Linked DNA regions of Homo sapiens: region 2 is linked to region 1. The links are chromatin contacts, found by Hi-C or POLR2A ChIA-PET in ENCODE. All regions are on one chromosome and are shown on one strand. Each heading gives the region's core, a stretch centred on a gene start or an enhancer-like site at or near the end of the contact. The rest is flanking DNA. Distances are from core to core; before and after follow the strand shown. Region 1 overlaps KLHL29 (kelch like family member 29). Region 2 has its middle 180 kb from the start of ATAD2B.

Region 1 (3,488 bases), core at 50-2,549:
AGCAAAAGCCCCCCTCTGGCACTACCTACAAAGAGCTTTGGGAATTCCCACAACATTATCCCTCTTGTGGCCTGCTCCTCCTCTCAGTACTTAAAAATAGCCTTTTGTTTATCAAGAAAATGCCTCAGAAATCTAAATAATTCATACCGGGTAAGAGAAAGCTAGCGCAATCACTGTCCTTCTCCAGCAAAAACACAGTAGAAAAACCTGTGAAGGACAGACCGCTGTCCCTGCTCCCCGGCTGTCCCACAGCTGCCACCCCTGGCTCCGCGTGGGCAGCTGGGCTTCTCTTCAGCCCCAGTGGGGACCAGCAGCCTCCTAGGCCTTGTGATGCACAGTATTGTCCCTCGTTTTCTGTCGGCCACTGAAAGTGTAGATCGGTTAAAAAACAAAAGTAGGAATCAAAGTGATAAGGACACTTTGATCTTATTCCAAGAGAGCCTGATGCCTAATGTTGTCATAAGATAACTGATCTATGGTTGTTTAGGGATCAAGCTTGCTCTGCAGGAAGGAAAAAACAGCTTCTCTCTCCCAGTTGAAAAATACGTGAAACTCTATTGCACCTGGCAGAGCGAGCGCCCCTGTTCAGGAGGCAGCCAGCCCCATGGCGGGATCGTGGTTCCTGCGGCTCCAAGCGCGGTGCCTCCGTTTCATCCAAAGGCGAGGATGATTTTCTACATTCAATGTAGAGAATATTCAACATGTTGAGCGCAGTGAGTTCCTTGATTGTGTTTTGTTGGCCTCTTGTTGGTGTCGCTGGAAAATTATCATTGCGTGGCACTTGCCTCACCAGACTTGTCCACAGTCTTATCGTGGGCTTTCTGCTGATGTCAGCCGCTTTGAATATATTTCTTTATCACGACGCAGCCGTGTCTGAACACAGGGCAGGGCATGTGGGGGAGGAGGGTCCATGTGTTGGTTGTGGGCTCGTAGGCCTCCATGTTGCCCAGCGCGGGCCCTTCACTGCTGACAATACCTCCAGTTGCATAAATCTTGCCATCAAGCACCACAGCACTGTTGGGGGAAAGCGGGGACAGAGTTAGGCATTTCACTTCCAACTTGGCCCTGGAGATAGGTTCTCAACGTCGTGTCCTGTTGTAGGCTGCCTGTGCCTTTTGCAGAAGGCATCTGGGATCTTGCTGCCCTTCTTTGCCCTCTAACCTGGGCTGGCATAAGAAAAACACCTGTCCTCCAGGGCCAGTCAGGAAGCCGTGCTATGCCACCCTGCGAGCGGCAGAAGGCGCTCCCTCCCTGCCCCGCCAGAGTGACTAACCATGGCTAGGAGACGAAAGATCTCTGTGCGGGCACTCAGCTCAGGTCACTGAGGCTTTCTGGAGGCTCTTGTGTGGCACACGCAGCCTTCCTACTGCTCAAATCAAATTGGGAACATGACTCACAAGAATGACGAGAGAGAATAATAAGGAGCTCAGCTGGAATTGAATGTCAGCCACTTGACTGGGAGCTCCACCTGCCAAGGTGCTTCTGTGTGACCTGGTGCTGCTGCCCACCCAGGATTGCAAGGGCCGGGCATGCTCTGCAGGGTGACCGATGGCTGTGCCTGGACCCCTTCCCTGTGTGACACTCACTGGCTTGCTCCTGTTGTCTCAGTCAGCTCCTCTCATCATGAGGGCTCAGCATCTGGCCCCTCTCTGCACTGACTCCCTTAATGCATTTCAGCTACTTCTTTGCACTGACGTCCACATCCTTGTTTCTAGCCCTGACACTCTTTCATTTCAGCTAATGGCCATTTCTTCCTGGCTATTCCCTGACATTGGACACATACCTTTTCAAAGGCTCCACCCGTTTCTGAAATCTCTTAAAGAGAACACATCAGTCTGGACTTCTTACCAGACCCTGAAGCTTCCAGTCTTCTCTCCCTTAGTTCATGCCATCTGGGGCCCTCATATTTTCCTTCTGTGGTGCACCTATTACCTGATTATCTTGCAAGACCCAGCTTAACTCTGCCATTTGCCGTTAAGTCTTTCCCATTCTTTTTTTTTTTTTGAGACGGAGTCATACTCTGTCACCAGGCTGGAGTGCAGTGGTGTGATCTCAGCTCACTGCAACCTCCGCCTCCCAGGTTCAAGCAATTCTCCTGCCTCAGCCTCCTGAGTTAGCTGGGATTACAGGCGCCTGCCACCACACCTGGCTAATTTTTGTATTTTTAGTAGAGACGGGGTTTCACCATGTTGGTCAGGCTGGTCTTGAACTCCTGACCTCGTGATCCATTCACCTCAGCCTCCCAAAGTGCTGGGATTACAGGCGTGAGCCACTGTGCCTGGCCCTTTCCCATTTACTTCTAGTCTCAGAGAAGGTGCGAGCATCCTCCCAAGTGGAGCGCAATGCTCCAGTTGTCTGCATCAGTGGACGGGGTAGTCAGACTGTGCTCTGCACACTGCCACCATTAGGGTACATGACATGGAAGTATGGCTCAAGAATTGTGAAATCTCAGTCCAACAGGAGCTTAGCAGTTGTCTGGTCCAACCGCCTGTTTCACAGATAGAACTTCCTCAGAGAGGTGAAGGGATATGTCCAAGGTCACTGACATGCTAGTAGGAGGTTATATCTTTTCTAGCTATGCTACACAAACAATGGGCACTCTAAGTACTTCATGCTATTCCCACACTGAAGATTCTGCAGTTACCTCTACATAGGCACAAGATGTCTTCAGGAAGCATCTGCTATGGGAGTCCTGACAATGAGGTTTCTGAGGCCCCTTCTTTTTTGTGAGACGGAGTCTTTTCCTGTCACCCAGGCTGGAGTGCCGTGGCGCGATCTCGGCTCACTGCAACCTCCGCCTCCCGGGTTCAAGCGATTCTCCTGCCTCAGCTTCCTGAGAAGCTGGGATTACAGGCACATGCCACCACGCCTGGCAAATTTTTGTATTTTTAGTAGAGTCGGGGTTTTACCATGTTGGCCAAGCTGGTCTTGAACTCCTGATCTCAACTGATCCATCCGCCTCGGCCTCCCAAAGTGCTGGGATTACAGGTGTGAGCCACTGCACCTGGCCTTGGGGCCCCTTTTTATTCCTTGTTCCTCTTAGTCCAGGAAAGGATGGGGCTGGAAGAGCAGGGACTGGTGTCTCGCTGCCACAGGGCCAGAAAGCCTGGGGACCGAGCCACACTCAGCCCTCTACCTTCTCTGCCTGCAGGGGTGGGTTTGTGTGTGCTTTTGCCCAGTCAGCCTTTGGGACTCTGAGCACAGCTCCCAAAGCCATCAGGATCGTTCATGTCCTCAGAGCATTCCCCCAAGAAGTCACTTGTCCCTGTAGGGCATCACACAGCTCTGGCCTGGCACTGCCTTCTGTCTGTGATGGGGCAGGTGGTCCTGGGGGAAGCTGACCTCACCTCTCACTGAGAGCAGGGTAGCCTTGATGCCTTCAGGAAATGGTTCATTTCTGCTGGAGCTGGGGCCAGCTGGAGCCCCGGGGTTGGGCTCCTGGACCAGAGGCTGCCGTGGGCTCCACCCTACTGGTCTGGGCTAATGCC
Region 2 (3,175 bases), core at 608-3,107, 39 kb before region 1:
TACCTTAATCATTTTTTCATTCATTTATAAAATACATAACAAGTGCCTACCATGTATCAGGCACTGTTGCAGGTGCTAGAAATAAAGCAGCAAACTAAACAGAAAAAGTCCGTGTCTTCATGGAGCTTAAATTCTTTCTGATGTTGTGTGCCAGGTTTCTGTCATGGTTGATCAGAGTTCACATTATTTTTTAAAAGTGTGGTGCTCTTAAAAGCTCTTAAAGCACTTTTAAATTTCATTAAGCAGTGAATGAAGCATTTTGTTATTAAAAATTTGCCAGGAACTCTGCTTTTTCCTTCTTGCTTCCCTTATATTCCCTATCTTGGTGAGAAACCTAGCTGTCAACCTGAACTTTATCTTCTTTATGACCCATCTCATTCTAATCATGCAGCACATTCTGTTGATTTATTTTCCCCCTAAGCATGTCTCATACCTATCACCCTTTCTCCATTCCTGTTATCTTAGTTTGGGCACTAATCCTTTTGTTTGGACTAGTGTAATAGCTGTCAGTTCAGTAAACATTTAAGCATTTATTCAGTGCCTACAGAGTGCTAGGCATTGAGGGAGCATAAAGATGAGCAAGACATTGTGTCTGTCTTCAAGGACATTTTTATAATTTAACATACTTATATCACGTTTACTAGGTGCTGGAGACTATTCTGAGTGCTATACAGACACAAATGCAAATTCTTTTCATCTTTACAAGAACCTTATGAGATAGGTGCTATTATTATCCCCATTTTACAGATCAGGAAACTGAGTTATAGATTAATTTGCTCAAGGTCACACATCCAGGATTCAAATGTAGGCAGTTTGGCTCCAGAGTTGATGCTTTTAATCACTATGCTTGACTGCTTCTTGTGGGGGTAGACAGATAACAAACATCATTTCAGTCTAATACGGCATGTGTTAAGATTGAATTTTATATTAGGCACTGTAGGTATACAGAGGAGGAGCATGTAACCTAACCTCAAGGAAGCCTTTCTGGTTCCTTGCCTGAGCTGAGGCATCAAGGTGGGAAAGGATTTCCAGGCAGAAGGAACAACAGAAGCATAGGCTGAGAAGTGAAATAGCATGACAGCTGCAGGGGAAAGTACAGGCAGTTCTCTGTCATCACAGGTCAACATCTGTTTCACAGATTTATTTGAGCAACTGCCAAATAAAGCAAGTGCCAGAGCACTGTTCTTGGCAAGGGAGTTAACAGCTGAAGACAGGACAGCAAGGTCCTTGCTTTTTGGAGCTTACAGTCTAGTCAGCAAAGAGTAAACAAACAACATGTTACCTAACAGTGGTAAATGCTTGGATGACAATAAATACAGCAGTAGTATTAGTAGCAGCAGACAACTGAGTGCCAGGTATTATTACAAGCATTAACCATTTAATTATCACAGCAACTGTGGGAGGTAGGTACTGTTGTTGGTCCCATTTAAGAGAAGGGGAAACTGAAATAGAGAATGCTTAGGTGACTTGCCCAAGGTTACACAGCTAACATCAGGTTGGGGGGTCCTATCTTGTGGTGTGGCTTTAGAGATTGAATTTTTAACCCATCAATCATTAAGGTGAATGGTAAATTCCTTTGCTTGTATTCAAGTCTTCCTTCCTTCCTTCCTTTCCTTCCTTCCCTTCCCTTCCCTTCCCTTCCCTTCCCTTTCCTTCCTTCCTTCCTTCCTTCCTTCCTTCCTTCCTTCCTTCCTTCCTTCCTTCTTTCCTTCCTTCCTTCCATCCCTCTCTGTCTCTTTCTCTCTTTCTCGCTTGCTTTCTTTCTTGCGTGCGTGCTTGCTTGCTTGCTGTGGAGTCTGGTTGTGTTGCCCAGACTGGAGTGCAGTAACACGATCTTGGCTCACTGCCGCCTCTGCCTCTCAGGTTCCAGCGATTCTCCTGCCTCAGCCTCGTGGGTAGCTGGGATTAGAGGCATGTGCCACCACCCCTGGCTAATTTTTGTACTTTTTGTAGGGACGGGGGTTTCACCATGTTGGCCAGGCTGGTCTTGAACTCCTGACCTCAGGTGATCTGCCCGCCTTGGCCTCCCAAAGTGCTGGGATTACAAGCGTGAGCAACCGTGCCTGGCCTCAAGTTTTTCTAGGAATAAACATTTTTAAATAGTAGAATACCACAGAGAATAATACAACATGCATGTTCCTACCACCCAGTATTAAATGTTAACAATTTGTCATACTTGTTTTAGTTCTTTTTTGAAAAGAAAAAATTTCAGAGAAGATTTAAGTCTACTTTCTACCCATTCCCAATCCCATTCGTTTTCTTTCTTTACTGGTGGCAGCCACTGTGATGATTTTGACGAATATCCTGTCTGTGTTTTAAATTATTTTATTTGAGAAGGTAATAGTATGCGGCTGGAGTCAGACTGTCTGAATTTGAATCCTGGTTATGTTCCTTCTTGGCTATGCAACATGTGACAAATTATTTCACCCCTCTGCAGGTCAGTGTACTTATCCATAAGATGGGCCACAGTGATAGCACCAACCCCATGGTGGTTACTGCAATGATTACATATTTGAGTGAATATATGTAAAGCACTTAGAACAGTACCAGGCACATAGTAAGTGTTCAAGAAATTTCAGTCATCTTTCTAAACATTTGTATGTGTCTATAAACATTGTTTTGTGGGTTTAAAAATGTCTATAAATGGGATTAATATCTTTAAAATTTATATATTTTAAAGTCAGAAACACATGTATGTAGTTTAAAGAATGAAGTAGTTCTAGAAGGCTTGTTATAAAAAACAGCAGTTCCCTGATTCTAGAACCCTCCTTCTCCAAAAAAAAAAAAAAATTCTCCCAGGAGCCAATTGTTTTCAACACCTGTAGCTGATTATTTGATGTTTCTAAATACTATTCTTAGATGGCTACTTTTTATTTTCCAGTTTTAGTCATTTTCTTTTGATTTCCCACCATTTAAAATATAGTAATATCTGCCCTCACCACACGTTTCACACTTCTTGTCCTCTCGTCCTCCCAGTTGTTTATAATTTTGGTCAGATCATTATTCAGTATTTGCATTATTGTGTCTATGTAAAAATTATTGACAGTGGAACTATTTAGTGTACTATGATGATGTTTCCTTTCTTGTACACCTTTTTGTTAATAATAGTCTTCATTGTATTTATTTACCTGTTTTTTTATGTATAATCATGAGTTTGAACCCAGCACGCCTTTAT

The links. A loop is a pair of places that touch in the nucleus more often than their neighbours do. ChIA-PET counts read pairs that join two places held with the same protein, here RNA polymerase II (POLR2A). Pooled maps may share reads with other maps.
Region 2: a map of endothelial cell of hepatic sinusoid shows a loop between it and region 1 (3-fold over the local background). The contact joins two enhancer-like sites. A Hi-C loop is called at or near these places in 3 of 168 maps with a recorded cell type or tissue (astrocyte of the cerebellum, endothelial cell of hepatic sinusoid and uterus) and 1 of 50 pooled maps. POLR2A ChIA-PET finds 5 or more read pairs at or near these places in 3 of 52 experiments (MCF 10A, activated CD4-positive, alpha-beta T cell and naive thymus-derived CD4-positive, alpha-beta T cell).

The regions. Positions count from the first base shown.
Region 1 is chr2:23,704,007-23,707,494 of GRCh38, reverse strand. KLHL29 (kelch like family member 29) reads right to left here. Exons shown (of 14, transcript NM_052920.2): 14 at 1-1,014. The coding sequence ends at 831. It also overlaps a transcript of ATAD2B not described here. Among named protein-coding and RNA genes, the nearest start is that of ATAD2B, 220 kb to the left of the region's middle. Within about 2 kb of position 1,299, at least 2 of the 41 ENCODE cell types and tissues checked have a DNase peak (open chromatin) inside an H3K27ac peak, as active enhancers do.
Region 2 is chr2:23,743,898-23,747,072 of GRCh38, reverse strand. It overlaps a transcript of ATAD2B not described here. Among named protein-coding and RNA genes, the nearest start is that of ATAD2B, 180 kb to the left of the region's middle. Within about 2 kb of position 1,857, at least 3 of the 41 ENCODE cell types and tissues checked have a DNase peak (open chromatin) inside an H3K27ac peak, as active enhancers do.